2 separate regions of the Homo sapiens genome follow, and region 1 is linked to region 2. The links are chromatin loops, found by intact Hi-C in ENCODE. Cell type or tissue: adrenal gland. All regions are shown on one strand.

The links. Hi-C counts contacts between places; a loop is a spot of excess contacts. Peaks named below come from ENCODE experiments on the same cell type or tissue, not always from the same donor. Only the 100,000 strongest peaks of a DNase experiment are listed, where the experiment ranks them.
Region 1: it touches region 2 in a loop (4-fold over the local background); 39 of 110 quality-filtered maps call a loop at or near these places.

What each region holds. Positions count from the first base shown.
Region 1 is chr2:206,173,722-206,181,721 of GRCh38, reverse strand. CMKLR2 (chemerin chemokine-like receptor 2) reads left to right here. Exons shown (of 2, transcript NM_001389445.1): 2 at 4,447-6,406. The coding sequence starts at 4,475. The coding sequence ends at 5,542. Among named protein-coding and RNA genes, the nearest start is that of SNORA41, 15 kb to the right of the region's middle. In adrenal gland, no CTCF peak of the experiment used is centred here; no DNase peak of the experiment used is centred here; H3K27ac peaks cover 989 bases.
Region 2 is chr2:206,255,519-206,263,518 of GRCh38, reverse strand. It overlaps CMKLR2-AS (CMKLR2 antisense RNA), which reads right to left. Exons shown (of 6, transcript NR_104359.1): 3 at 7,537-7,653; 4 at 6,998-7,090; 5 at 3,504-3,688; 6 at 1-140. It also overlaps the pseudogene HMGN1P6 and the pseudogene RN7SKP260. Among named protein-coding and RNA genes, the nearest start is that of ZDBF2, 15 kb to the left of the region's middle. In adrenal gland, a CTCF peak has its summit at 3,015; a DNase peak (open chromatin) is centred at 3,268; H3K27me3 peaks cover 6,632 bases.

The DNA of each region.
Region 1 (8,000 bases), 82 kb after region 2:
CTCGGCCTCCCGAAGTGCTGGGATTATAGGCGTGAGCCACTGCTCTCAGCCCCTTATGATTTCCTAATAACATTTTCTTTTCACTGGCTTACTTTATTGCAAGAATACGTATATAATACATAAAACATACAAAATATGTGTTAATTGATACTTTATGTCATTAGTAAGGCTTTTGATCAACAGAAGGCTATTAATAGTTAAGTTTTGGGGGAGTCAAAAGTTATATGCAAGTCAAGTTTGGTGGTATGTTCCTGTAGTCTCAGCTACTTAGGAGGCTGAGTTGGGAGGAATCCTTGAGCTCAGGAATTTGAATCCAGCCTGGGCAACATAGTGATACTCGTTTCTAAAAAAAAAAATAATAGGGCCAGGCATGGTGGCTCACACCTGTAATCCCAGCACTTTGGGAGACTGAGATGGGCAGATTACTTGAGGTCAGGAGATCAAGACAGCCAGCCTGGCCAACATGGTGAAACTCTGTCTCTACTAAAAATACAAAAATTAGCCAGCATGGTGGCAAAAGCCTGTAGTCCCAGGTACTTGGGAGGCTGAGGGAGGAGAATCACTTGAACCTAGGAGGCAGAGGTTGCAGTGAGCCGAGATCGCACCACTGCACTCCAGCCTGGGCATCAGAGTGAGAGAGTTGGTCTCAATAATAATAATAAGTCCGGGCATGGTAGCTTATGCCTAAAATCCCAATACAACACTTTGGGAGGCCAAGGTGGGCGGATCACCTGACGTCAGGAGTTCAAGACCAGCCTGGCCAACAAAGTGAAACACCATCTCTACTATAAATATAAAAATTAGCAAGGCGTGGTGACAGACACCTGTAATCCCAGCTATTAGGGAGGCTGAGGCAGGAGAATCACTTGAACCCGGGAGGCGGAGGTTACAGTGAGACGAGATTGTACCACTGCACTCCAGCTTGGGCAACAGGGCAAGACTCTGTCTCAAAATAATAATAATAATAATAATAATAATAATAATAATGGGCTGGGCACAGTTACTCACTCCTGTAATTCCAGCACTCTGGGAGGCTGAGGCAAGAGAATCACTTAAGGCCAAGAGTTCAAGACCAGCCTGGGCAACATAACAAGACCCCATCTCTACAAAAATAAAAATATCAGCCAGGCATGGTGATGTACTTCTGTAGTCCCAGCTACTTGGGAGGTGGAGGTGGGAGAATGACTTGAGCCTAGGAGTTTGAGGCTGCAGTGAGCTATGATTGTGCCACTGCGTTCTGACCTGGGTGACAGTGGCAGACTATGTCTCAATAACAACGAAAAGTTTTATGTAAATTTTTTTTACTGTGTGTGGGGTCAGCGCCTCTAGGCACCCCCCATGTTTTTCAAGGGTCACCTGTACTTACCCACAATGTAAGATCTTTTTTTTTTTTTTAAGAGACAGTTTCTCACTTTGTTGTCCAGGCTTGTCTCAAACTCTTAGGCTCAAGCAATCCTCCTGCCTTGGCCTCCCAAAGCACTGGGATTACAAGTGTATGTAAGATTCTTATGAGGATCAAATTAGATCATACATGTCTGGCATCTAGTAAATTCTCAATAACATTGACTATCATTTTATTATAAATTGTTTTAATAATAACAATAATAATTATTATAATTATCTGCAGGAAGGTAAGTCAGAAAATGTTTCTAAGAAAGGTGGCATTTGAATTGAATATTGAAGAACAAAAAAGTTGCTGGGCTAGGGTTGGGAGGAAGGGAATAAATTGCTTCTGTTTTTTGCCCTGCCGGATTTCTCAGAAGGTTTTAGGTAGGATGATGAATTCAGCGATAGTCAAATTGAATTTGAGATGCCTGTGAGCAACACAGGATGTTTTGACCTCTTTATTCTAACCCTACTATAATCTAAAATTTTACATACTTGCCTCATGTATGATTGTAACTCCATGAAATGAATATAACTATTAATCTTTTTTCTGCTTGATCTTCATTCAATACTACAGATAGAAATAGCACAAAATAAAATGGAAGAAGACAGAGTTACACACAGTATACTTTTGTGCTGATTGAAAAACTGACATTCAAGTCTTCTTAACCCAGAAAAACTGGTCTTGATAAGAAAAAAGGCAGAGGGGCAGGGCGCGGTGGCTTATTCCTGTAATCCCAGCACTTTGGGAGGCCCAGGTGGGTGGATCACGAGGTCAAGAGATCGAGACCATCCTGGCCAACATGGTGAAACCCTGTCTCTACTAAAAATACCTGGAGGCTGAGGCAGGAGAATCACTTGAACCCGGGAGGTGGAGGTTGCAATGAGCCGAGATGGCGCCACTGCACTCCAGCCTGGTAACAAGCAAGACTCCGTCTCAAAAAAAAAAAAAAAAAAAAAAGGCTGGGTGCGGTGGCTCATGCCTGTAATCCCAGCACTTTGGGAGGCCAAGGTGGGCGAATCACCGGAAGTCGGGAGTTCGAGACCACCCTGACCAACATGGAGAAACCCTGTCTCTACTAAAAACACAAAAATTAGCTGGGCGTAGTGGCACATGCCTGTAATTCCAGCTACTCGGGAGGCTGAGGCAGGAGAATTGCTTGAACCCGGGAGGTGAGGTTGAGGTGAGCCAAGATCACACCATTGCACTCCAGCCTGGTCAACAAGAGCAAAATTCTGTCTCAAAAAAAAAAAAAAAAAAAAAAAAAAAAAAAAAAAAAGGGACAGGGAGCGGGCACAAAATAAAACTTACTTTGGTAGAAATTATAAGAGACAAAATTTGGTATGGGCAAAAATAAAGTAAAACTGATTAATAAATCCAATCTTTGGCCAGGCACTCTGGCTTACACCTGTAATCCCAGCACTTTGGGAGGCTGAGATGGGTGGATCACTTGAGATCAGGAGTTTGAGACCAGCCTGGTCAACATGGTGAAACCCTGTCTCTACTAAAAATACAAAAATTAGCCAGGAGTGGTAGCCAGCATCTGTAATCCCAACTACTCAGGAGGCTCAAACAGGAGAATTGCTTGAGCCCAGGAAGCAAAGGCTACAGTGAGCCGAGATCGTGCCATGCATTCCAGCCTCTGTAACGGGAGGTTGTCTCAAAAAAACAAACAAACAAACAAACAAAACAAAAATAGAAGGCTGTCTCAAAAAAAAATCTAATCTTTGTCATAAATTATTATGGAAAAGAATTATTTCAATAAGATAAAAATTTAAATAAAGCTTAATTGCATTCTGTAGGAAATTAATATAGAAATTAAGTGGTCATAATCAAATTTAATCCAAAAGCTACCTTTTGGATGAGAAGCCATCCATATTGATATAATTCTGATTACTATGTTTGCTTTCATAAACATGGACTCAAAACATCCTTGGATGCAAAATCTCAGGTCAAAATCTCCAGTGACATCCAGATGGATTGGTCTAGGAAATAGTAGGAACTCTTTATCTAGAGTTTAAGAAGTCAGGGCAACAACAAATCCAGATTTTTCAGGAAAAAATTTGTTTTGAGGTGGGGTCCTGCTCTGTTGCCCAGGCTGGAGTGCAGTGGCTTGATCATAGCTCGCTGCAGCCTCAAACTCCTGGGCTCATGCAATCCTCTTGCCTTGGCCTCCTGAGTAGTTGGGACTACAGCATGAGCCACTAGATCTGGCTATTTTAAAAATTTATTTTTTGTAGAGACAGGTTTTTGCTATATTTCCCAGGCTGGTCTCAAGCAATCTCCCTGTCTCAGCCTCCCAAAGTGCTGGGATTACAGGTGTGAGCCACTGTGTCTGGCTGAAATACAGATTTTGAAGCTATCACTCTGTAAGTATTAATCCGTTTTCTTTTGCATCTGCCATAAAATAATAATGCATAGTAGGAATCTAATAAATGCTTGTTGAATTCTCTCTAGTCAGCCCTACAAGCATTACGAACTGAAGAATTATAACCGTAGAGTCATTCATTTTAATTTAGCAAGTACTAAATACTTTACAGAAAGGAACTCTCATGCTGGGAGAATGATAATCAGAGTGAAACTGAGGCTCACCAAGACTTGAACATATGGAGTATAACCACAAGTCCTATCAAAAAATATACTATATTTGCTGGGTATAGTTGCTCATGCCTATAATCCCAGCACTTTGGGAGGCTGAGGTAGGAGGATCACTTGAGCCCAGGAGTTCAAGACCAGCCTGGGCAACATAGTGAGACCTCATCTCTACAAAAAATTTAAAAATTAGCTGGGCATGGTCATGAGCACCTGTGGTCCTAGTTATTGGGGTGGCTGAGGTAGGAGGCACTTGAGCCTAGGAGGTCAAGGCTGCAGTGAGCCAAAAGCATGCCATTGCACTCCAGCTTGGGCAACAGAGTGAGACCCTGTCTCAAAAAAAAGAAAAAATAATACTATGTCTGGTCCATAACCTGAAATATTTTTATCTTCACGTTCCTTATCATTCACTGAACTTTTATTTTTCTTTTAAAATTTTTTCTTTCTTTTTAAATTTGCTTCTACAGATTTCTTCATTCTCCATTTAGCAAGGTCATGGAAGATTTGGAGGAAACATTATTTGAAGAATTTGAAAACTATTCCTATGACCTAGACTATTACTCTCTGGAGTCTGATTTGGAGGAGAAAGTCCAGCTGGGAGTTGTTCACTGGGTCTCCCTGGTGTTATATTGTTTGGCTTTTGTTCTGGGAATTCCAGGAAATGCCATCGTCATTTGGTTCACGGGGTTCAAGTGGAAGAAGACAGTCACCACTCTGTGGTTCCTCAATCTAGCCATTGCGGATTTCATTTTTCTTCTCTTTCTGCCCCTGTACATCTCCTATGTGGCCATGAATTTCCACTGGCCCTTTGGCATCTGGCTGTGCAAAGCCAATTCCTTCACTGCCCAGTTGAACATGTTTGCCAGTGTTTTTTTCCTGACAGTGATCAGCCTGGACCACTATATCCACTTGATCCATCCTGTCTTATCTCATCGGCATCGAACCCTCAAGAACTCTCTGATTGTCATTATATTCATCTGGCTTTTGGCTTCTCTAATTGGCGGTCCTGCCCTGTACTTCCGGGACACTGTGGAGTTCAATAATCATACTCTTTGCTATAACAATTTTCAGAAGCATGATCCTGACCTCACTTTGATCAGGCACCATGTTCTGACTTGGGTGAAATTTATCATTGGCTATCTCTTCCCTTTGCTAACAATGAGTATTTGCTACTTGTGTCTCATCTTCAAGGTGAAGAAGCGAAGCATCCTGATCTCCAGTAGGCATTTCTGGACAATTCTGGTTGTGGTTGTGGCCTTTGTGGTTTGCTGGACTCCTTATCACCTGTTTAGCATTTGGGAGCTCACCATTCACCACAATAGCTATTCCCACCATGTGATGCAGGCTGGAATCCCCCTCTCCACTGGTTTGGCATTCCTCAATAGTTGCTTGAACCCCATCCTTTATGTCCTAATTAGTAAGAAGTTCCAAGCTCGCTTCCGGTCCTCAGTTGCTGAGATACTCAAGTACACACTGTGGGAAGTCAGCTGTTCTGGCACAGTGAGTGAACAGCTCAGGAACTCAGAAACCAAGAATCTGTGTCTCCTGGAAACAGCTCAATAAGTTATTACTTTTCCACAAATCAGTATATGGCTTTTTATGTGGGTCCTCTGACTGATGCTTTCAGATTAAAATTGTTTCCAAGATAGAGAGCCGACTCCACTTTCATAGTTATTGTTTCTGGTCACTATATAGGCATCACATTTTTGTGTGGATATGAAACTTAGGAAGGATCCTCTTGACTCCTTGTGATGTGGCAATAAATTTTTTTTAAAAAACTGAAAATACTTAGGAAGGATCCGCATAATTTTTTTCTGCAACTTAAATGAAATGCATCATTCTTGTTAATTATACCATGGTGAATTAATCACTTTTGAAGCAATATCAGTTATTTTTTGAATAATAACTTTTCTAAAGCCTTAAGTCTTAATATTAAATATATGATTAGCCAGGCACGGTGGCTGACACCTGTAATCCCAGCACTTTGGGAGGCCAAGGTGGGGGGATTACCCGAGGTCAGGAATTCGAGACCAGCCTGACCAACATGGAGAAACCCCGTCTCTACTAAAAATACAAAATTAGCCGGTCATGGTGGTGCATGTCTGCAAACCCAGCTACTCGGGAGGCTGAAGCAGGAGAATCACTTGAACCTGGGAGGCAGAGGTTGTGGTGAGCCAACATCACACCATTGCACTCCAGCCTGGGCAACAAGAGTAAAACTCTGTCTCAAAAATAAATAAATAAAATAGATAAATAAATATATGATTAACTAATTTTAAAAATGTTAAAATGTATTCTTAAATTCATTTTAATTTTGTACAATAACCTGCTAGACACATTTTTAAAATGCAACATGTGTACTTAATTTCTTTATGTAATCTATGTATATACATTTATGAATTAAAGTAATTGTTGGTTATCTTAAAACATCTGTTCTAGTTAATGATTTGGGAGATTTTTTCTTCTTTCTCCCACTCTCTCTGTTTTTTATAGTAGGAACAGCCTTTATTGGTTGCAATGGGAAGTGGAAGAGGAGGGGATATGACAGCTCATGTTCCTGGGACAGTGTCCACAAATACCGTCGCCACACTCCAAAAACCCAGTTAACTAATGATGCTTAATAAACTCCTCCTAAACCTAGTTCTTAAAACAGTTTATACTTTTGATATAATTCTCACAATTCTGAGGGTCAGGAATTCAAAGAAGTCAGAAAAGAGGTTCATCTCTCTCTGCTTTGCAATATCTGGAGCATCAGCTGGACTGAGATGATGCAAATCGAAGCTGGAAGCTGCCTAAGACATCCCCTTCCCTCCCTCCCTCTCCCCTCCCAACACAGCTATTCCACCATGGCATTTCAGGGTCGCCAGACTTCTAATGTGGCAACTCAGGGCTCCAAGAGGCCAAGGTGGAAATTTCTAGTCCTGTTAAAGGCTATGACTGGCACAGGTACAGTATCACTTCTATTGTATTGTATTGGTCAAAGCAGGCATAGACCAGCTCATGTTCAAGGGGAAGAGACACAGATCCCCATCTCTCAACGGAAAGAATGTCAAAAAAAATTGCACCAATCTTTAATCCTCTACGGTATCATTATAAACAGAAATGCTTTTAGAAAATTCTGGGTATCAGGTACCTATCAATGGTAGATTGGATAAACAAAGTGTGGTACATATACATCATGGACTACTGCACAGCCATAAAAAAGAATGAAATCGTGTCCTTTGCAGCAACATGGATGGAACTGGAGGCCATTATCCTAAGTAAATTAGTGCAGGACAGAAAACCAAATACTGCATGTTCTCACTTGTAAGTGGGAGCTGAGGCTGGGCTCGGTGGCTAATGCCTGTAATCCCCGCACTTTGGGAGGCCAAGATAGGCGGGTCACCTGAAGTCAGGAGTTCAAGACCAGCCTGGTCAACAAGGTGAAACCCCGTCTCTACTAAAAATACAAAAATTAGCCAGGTGTGGTGGCACGCACCTGTAGTCCCAGCTACTCGGGAGGCTGAGGCAAGAGAATCACTTGAACCTGGGAGGCGGAGGTTGCAGTGAACCGAGATTGCGCCACTGCACTCTAGCCTGGGCAACAGAGTAAGACTGTCTCAAAAAAAAAAAAAAAAAAAAAAAAAAAAAAAAAAAGCCTGGGCGGCTGGGTTCAGTGGCTCACACTTGTAATTCCAGCACTTTGGGAGGCCGAGGAGGGGTGGATCACAAGGTCAGGAATTCGAGACCAGCCTGACCAACATGGTGAAACCCCATCTCTACTAAAAATCCAAAAAATTAGCTGGGCGTGGTGGCATGTGCCTGTAATCCCAGCTACTCAGGAGGCTGAGGCAGAAGAATCACTTGAACCCAGGAGGTAGAGGTTGCAGTGAGCTGAGATTGAGCCACTGCACTCCAGCCTGGGCAACAGAGCGAGACTTGGTCTCAAAAAAAAAAAACAACCACCTGTTGGGGTACTGTGCTCACTACCAGGGTGAGAGGATTCATACTTTAAACCTCAGCATCACACAATATTCCCACG
Region 2 (8,000 bases):
GAAACCCCTGTTCCTCCAATCCTGCGTCACCACGATGGTCCCAATACTGGCCGGGTTCTTTCTCCGCGGCAGAAGTTTACTGAAGATCTTGAATTACAATGGCCCTCTGGGGCTCCTCGGATATCCCCAAATTAATCCACCTAAAGGGACACCCAGAACAAAAAGGAACAAAATTCTCAGATGCATGATGGTCTGCTTATTTAAGGAAGACGCCAAAAAACAGTGAAATAATTCATACCTCACTCAAACCACTGAGGCTTTTACATCATGCCTTCAGAAACATGTTTTTAACCCAGAAAACCCCATAGCAATTCCATATCCTGCTCCCAGCTCTCTCCTGCATCCTTCTCTCCCAGAATGTCCTCTGCCAACTGAACCTCAATGCCCCTCAACTCCCTGTAACCTTAAGATTCATTGGGCCCTGATCTCCTACAGATGAAGCCAGGGTACAGCAGGCCCCTGTTCCCAAGCTAGACTGAGGAAAGAGACATAATTTAAACTTCGGTCTTGGTCTGATTTATATGCCGTCACCCGTGAAAGGAAAGGAAAAGGAAAATTTACTGAACAATTCAGAATTGTCCTGGGGTCATACTCTCCCTGACTTATAGCAATGTAACCAGCTCTTGGTTGAACCTGGAGATGCCGCCTTTTGGTTTAAAAAAAACCAAATGGACCACCATTTCCGGGGACCTTTTTTCTCAGCCTATCCCTGACCCCTTCTGAAGACTGAAAGAAATAAGAGAGAAACTACTGGGAGGCATCCCTCAGTTCTATCCCCTTTTCTCTTCACAGTTTTGAGTAGCTGACCAAAACCAATCAGCCATATACTCAAAACTGTATACAACAAAGGGATGAAACTGTGGCAAACTATCGTCATCGACTGGAGAAAACAAGGAAGGAGCATTCAGGGTGGGTACTGATTTCCCCAAAAAACCTCTGCTCTGGCCACTAGAACATGATAAATGGTCTCAGGGTGGAGTTCACACATCACAAAAAAATAATATCAATGCCTGGTCGCGGTGGCTCAAGCCTGTAATCCCAGCACTTTGGGAAGCTGAGGTGGGCAGATCATGAGGTCAGGAGATCAAGACCAGCCTGACCAACATGGTGAAACCCCATCTCTACTAAAAATACAAAAATTAGCTGAGCGTGGTGGTGCACGCCTGTAATCCCAGCTACTCAGGCGGCTGAGGCAGGAGAATCACTTGAACCCAGGAGCGGGAGGTTGCAGTGAGCCAACATCGTGCCATTGCACTCCAGCGTGGGTGACAGAGTGAGACTCTGTCTTAAAAAAAAAAAAAAAAGAAAAGAAAAGAAAAGAAAAAATAATATCAACTAGAAAAATGCAGACATGTATGAGCTTCAGACATTAGTCCAACAGTATAAAGGTAGCATTTCCAAAGAATCGGAAAACACAAAGGTTTGTGGCAATGCAATCAATGTAATCACAACAATTAGAAAAACCCTAAGATTTTAACCCATGGGGCAAGCTCCAAAATCATGGGTTCCCAGTGATCTGGAAGCTTGTCAATACTGTAAAGAAAAAGAACACTGGGTCCAGAATTGCCCAGCTCTCAAGAGGAGGGAAAACTTTCAGGGCCCTTCTCTTAGAAAATCACTGACTCCCCTCCGAGGAAGTAAATGTCCAGCACTTTCAACTGCCACCAGACTCAAAGTTGAAAGGCACTTCACCATGTTTTATTTATTTATTTATTTATTTATGAGACAGAGTCTCGTTCTGTCTCCCAGACTGGAGTGCAGTGGCATGATCTCGGCTCACTGCAACCTCCACCTCCTGGGTTCAAGCAATTCTCCTGCCTCAGCCTCCCAAGTAGCTGGCACTACAGTTGCGCGCCACCACAGCCGGCTAATTTTTGTATTTTTAGCAGAGACGGGGTTTCATCATTTTGGCCAGGCCAGTCTCGAACTCCTGACCTTGTGATCCGCCCGCCTCAGCCTCCCAAAGTGCTGGGATTACAGATGTGAGCCACCGCGCCTGGTCCACGTTTCTTATTGATACCAATACCTGGACTGCACAATCATCTACCCTTAACACCACCCACCACCCCGGTTCCTGTGCTCCTTCCTCAGCATTACCAGACTTTTTCAGTAGCAGGTTTTGATCATGTGTCTCACGATTTGCCTTTCTCAACCTCTTAATGTTTTGGGGGGCCTCTTAAAGCTCAGTACAACCTTTTTTCTCAATTATCTCACCCTCGTAAATCTGTTAAGAAGGGATCTTTTCAGGAATTGGAGTATCAAAATTCACTATGCCCACAAGGGACCCCTCTCAAACTCCACCCTCCCCCGCCATGTCTGTCCCCTAATGGCTTTGTCTGACTTCTCTGAGTTCCTCTTCCCCCTTCAACCTAGCAATGCTCTGCTAAGGACTTACATCGACTGTTAGACAAAATCCTTCCTTTGTGGGCAACAAACTCCACTGGTACACGGCCCGCAGAATTCCTTAAGGTGGAAACAGATCTTCCCACGCTCCTCCCCAAACTGCCCAAAATCATTTAAAACCATGGGGACTTGAAGGGCTCCACCCAATAACCCAAGATTTATTAGACAAAAAAAGGCTAATCCCCACTTCTAGCCTAGGCAACACTCCCATTATGGCCACTACAAAGCCAAACGGAAGAGGATTTTCAGCCAGTCCAAGATCTGAGAGCTTTCAATAAAACTGTCAAACCCAGATTTCCCCTGATGCCCAACCCTAATACTATGCTGGCTGTGATCCCTTCCAAAATCTAATATTTCACCTGTCATCAATTTGCGTTCAGATTTTTTCAGCATCCTTTTTCATTAAGATTCCAAGTATTTGTTTTCCTTCACAATCAACAATATATCTGGACAACAATATATCTCGACAGTTATGCCCCAAGGATTTACTGAGGGTCCTATTTAAGGGACTTAAAATATGCAGGAAACTCCACTTTATTTCAATATGTGGATGATGTTCTATCTCCTGCCCGTTATGACAGTGCTCTTCTGAACCCTTAAGGCATTAGCAATAAAGAGCCACCAGGTGGCTAAAGACAAAGTTCTGCATTCAATATCTGGGTCATGATATCTCAGCCACAGGAAAAACTATCTCCACAGACTGGGCTTCTACTATTCAACAGTTTACTCTGCCAGAAACAAAAAGACAATAGAGAGGATTTTGGGGTCAGAAACTGCACGATCTCTCTGTAACTGCCTTGCCCCATATGCCCACCTGGTCGCCCAGGACCCCCTATCCAAAGATGCTTTTGAGAACCTTAAGAGCTCTGTTTTTGATCTGTCTGACTAGCCAGGTGTCCCCTTCCTCCTGAAGCTGTGAGCTCCGTCAAAAAGGACAACCTACTCTGATAGAGGAGGATCACTCTTCGATGGAGGGTATATGAGTAGCTGCACTCCCCTGTTAGAACCTCCAAACAGGCTCTCAAGGGCTCTGTAATTTCACATCCCACCTTGGACTTTCTGATTACTCCCTACTTTCTTCCATGTGGATTTCTCCCTACCTTTTTCCAAGTGGCCAGGCAGCACCGCTTCAAGAAGTCTCTCCGTGCTTGAAGTCTGCAGGCACCAGTACCCTCAGACGCCCTCCCTCCTGCCAAGATGCCCTAGAGCAAGTTCCCCGCAGCTGAAGGGGCAGCGAAGGAAGAGCCGAAGTGAAGACTGGTGAGGTTATCAGCTAAAACCGCCCCTACAAAAGTGAAAACAAATCCAAAACAGGCAGCAGGAAAGGATAAATCTTCACACAAACAAATGAAAAAATGCAAAGAAAAGTATAAGACAAACAGGCCAAAGTAGCTGCCCCAGAAAGTAAAGATTTTCCTGCAGAAAATGGAGAAACTGAAAATAAGGAGAGTCCAGCCTCTGCTGAAGCAGGAGAGAAAGAAGCCAAGTCTGGTTAATATCCTACACCCTTGTCTTATCAGTGGTCCCTGTCTTCCTTCTTGTGCAATTCTGAGAAATATTTTTATCAAATACTATATTTTGTAAACGCACAAGTAGCTCTGTAATTTTTTTTTTTTGAGACAGGGTTTTGCTGTCACCCAGACTGGGGTGCAATGGCATGATTATAGCTCACTGCAGCCTTAATTCCTGGGCTCAAGCGCTCTTCCCACCTCAGCCTCCCAAGTAGCTGGGAGTGCAGGCACGAATCACCATGCCCAGCTATTTATTTATTTTTATTTTTGATGTTTAAAGAGATGGGGGTCTCAACACATTGCCTGGGCTGGTCTCGAACTCCTGGCCTCAAGCAGTCCCCCCATCTCGGCCTCCCAATGTGCTGAGATTAAAGGCATGAGGCACTGCATCCAGCCTATGAATATTTTTAAGAAGGAAGAACTATGATTTTTAAAATGTAAATGCTTTTTTTGTTTGTTTTTGAAACAGGCTTTTGCTCTGTCACCCAGGCTAGAATGCAGTGGCAAGAACAGGGCTCACTGCAGCCTTGACCTCCTGGGATCAAGGAATCCTTCTGCCTCAGGGTCCTGAACAGCTGGGACTACAGGCCTGCGCCACTGTGCCCGGCTAATTTTTTTTATTTTTTGTAGAAACGGGTTTTTTGCCATTTTGCTCAGGCTTTGCCATGTTGCTCAGGCTGGTCTTGAACTCCTGGGCTCAAGCAATCCTCCCACCTCAGCCTCCTAAAATGCTGGGATTACAGGCTTGAGTCACTGCACCTGGCCTAAGTGCTTTATTTATTTATTTATTTATTTATTTATTTATTTATTTTTGAGACAGAGTCTCACTCGGTCGCCCAGGCTGGAGTGCAGTGGCACAATCACTGGAATCTCCACCTCCCAGGTTCAAGTGATTCTCCTGCCTCTGGGACTACAGGCGTGTGCCACCATTCCCCAGCTAATTTTTTTATTTTTAGTAGAGACGGGGTTTCACCGTGTTAGTGAGGATGGTCTTGATCGCCTGACCTCGTGATCTGCCCGCCTCAGCTTCCCAACTAAGTGCTTTTTTTAAAAAAGAGGCAAAATCATATGCTGTTTATTTTTTATACAACCAGAAAACAGTGGGATATAAATTATGGGAGCACTTTACTGTTGTGGGTGTCAACTTAACAAACCGTAGGTGGAGAGGGTAGTTTTATATCCTGTAATACAAAGCTGTAGGGAATTCTTACAATTTTATGTTGCCTGGCATCCACTTTGAATATAAGTTGGACTTTGTCGTATTGAATATAATATAAAATTGGACTTTCTCATACCAGAAGCAGGGCTTAGTCACCCTTGACACTGTTTCCAGTTCTCAACTCTCCACCTCCTCTCAGTTTCTCAAGGTAGATGATCCAGCAATCTACTTCATACACCATCTCCTGGTGACCACCTCCCTAGAGGACAGCTAGGCACAACCTACTAGACTCACCCACTGGCTCCCACACCCTGCATAGACTGCACAGATATGTCACAGTGCCCCCCTCCCAGTCACAGCATGCGTGCCCCCACGGAACTCATGCCTGCTTGCTCTAAACCCCCCACGGGGACCAGGTGCAGTGGCTCACGCCTGTAATCCCAGAACTTTGAAAGACCGAGGTAGGTGGATCACCTGAGGTCAAGGTGTTCGAGACCAGCCTGGCCAACATGGTGAAACCCCACCTCTACTAAAAATACAAAAAATTAGCCAGGCGTGGTGGTGGGCCACCTGTAATCTTAGCTACTCGGGAGGCTGAGGCAGGAGAGTCGCTTGAACTGGGAAGGCAGAGGTTGCAGTAAGCCGAGATCATGCCCCTGCACTCCAGCCTGGGCAACAAAAGCCAAATCCCGTTAAAACAAAACAAAACAAAAAAAAACTCCCCGCAGGAAGCCTGCTTGGGTGACGCCCTGGACCCTTCTAAAGGCTTGGCCCACAGTTCCCCTGCACACTCTTGCTTGCTCCCCGCCCGCTGCCTAAGCGTGCATGTCCCAGATGGCTCCCCGCTTCTCGCTGGCCCTGCAAGACGTGCTGTCCTCTTCTCTCTGGGATCTGTCAGTGACACACTGCTTTTGTTGTTGTTGTTATTTCACGTGTTTCGTTGTGTTACCTCTGCTGTGTCTCACCTGAGCTAAACACTGGAAGCGAACCCTCCTGCCGGTCAGGGCTCTTAGAGGGAGTATTCCGGCTTCAGCGGAATAACCTGGACATAGGTCAGACAAGAGCCACAAGGGCACCTGCCCATATAAACAAGCTTCCTGTGAGAGGGACACCTGGATACAGGCTGGACAATCAGGCATTAGGTCAGGATAAAGAAGTATTCTGTGAAAAACACAATATAAGCATCCTCTTCAGGGCAGCCCCTTCAGGACAGGCTAGACTTCATAGCTACTGTCTGTCTCAGGAGCAAATTAGAGGAAAGATCAAATTAGAGAAAAATACAACTGGCACAGCAAGCAGGGTGTGTGGTCACAACCACAAGGGGCACAACAAAATGCCTTTGACCTGCGTGTGGCTTGCTGTGGCTCTTCCCCCATGGCTAGCACCATGTGGGGAAGCAGAACTGCTTGCTGGAGGGGTGTGCTGCTGCTATGCGGGCTGCATAAAGCCCTCTGTTGTCTGTTGTTCACCGTGTCCGCCCTAAAGCATGAGGTTGCCATTATCAACCTAAGTCCTCCCAAAAAGAGCCATGCGACCAGGCGCCTCTGGTCTAACAAGAATAGACCACATAGCAGCTCCTGATTGACTAAGGTTAAAGACAAGACAGATTAAAGACCAGGTCCTCCCTGCCTCAAGCCAAGGAGAGCTGAAGGGCATGGAACAATTGCAAGATTGCTATCTCCGCCCAAGGTGGGGCTAAATGCTAAAGTGAACCAGGAAAGTAACACCCATAGCAAAGGAGGGAGTCTTCCCTCACCCCTCCCACCCCTGACCTCCTACTACACCGCACCCCCCACCCAACCCCCCAACCCCTGGCCTATGTGTCCTAACCCCAGTGGGAGGAATAATCTCACAACAGGAAACCAATGGCACCACCAAAGGTGAAATACCGCCCAGACCTGGGATCACTAGGTTGGGACCTTACCTTATTTCTTTTGCTCTCTGTCAGAGCTACCGGCTACCACCAGGAGCTTGTCAGGTGAACATCAAAAGACAGAGGGGGAAAAATGGTAGTTGCCTAGAAATAAAAGCCATTCTAAATATTTTACTTTCAAAAGGGGTTGGGGGGGTGCGGGGGGCGGGTGGGCGTGATGGCTCATGCTTGTAGTCCCAGCTACTCGGGTGGCTGAGGCGGGAGGATCGCTTGAACCCAGGAGTTCAAAGCCGCAGTGAGCTATGATTGCACCAGTGTTTTCCAGTCTGGCTGACAAAGCAAGACCCTGTCTCTAAAAAAAAGAAAAAGAAAAAGAAAGAAAAGAAAACCACTCCTTAATCTTTACTCTCCCTGTCAGAATTCTATGCACTCGGCCGGGGTGTGGTAGCTCATGCTTGTAATCCCAGCACTTTGGGAGGCTGAGGCAGGAGGATCATTTGAGGTCAGGAGTTCAAGACCAGCCTGGCCAACATAGTGAAACCCCGTCTGTACTGAAAATACAAAAACTAACCAGGCATGGTGTCACTCACCTGTAATCCCAGCTATTCGAGAGGCTGAGGCAGGAGAATCGCTTGAACCTGGGAGGCAGAGGTTTCAGTGAGCCGAGATCGCGCCACTGCACTCCAGCCTGGATACTTATTGAGATTCTGTCTCAAAAAAAAAAAAAAAAAAAAGGATTATGTGCACTCTGTAATATCTTTGGTTATGGTAGTCCATAACCAAAGTTATTTCCTAATAACTTTGTTAATATGCCGCGGAAGATTGAAAATTTGGGCAGGTAATTTATATGATATTACATTGTAAATTAACAGCTCTTAAGGAAAATTTGCCCCAAGCTTTTAAGCTGGGAAGTCACTGGAATCGTTTTAGAAAAGACCACAACAACATGGCTTTTGAGATTTTCATTCTAGTATGTTAAGAATTGTATTCAAATACAAATGTTTGTGTACTGATCCTCAACACAGCCCATAACATGCCCACTACTAAAGAAAAA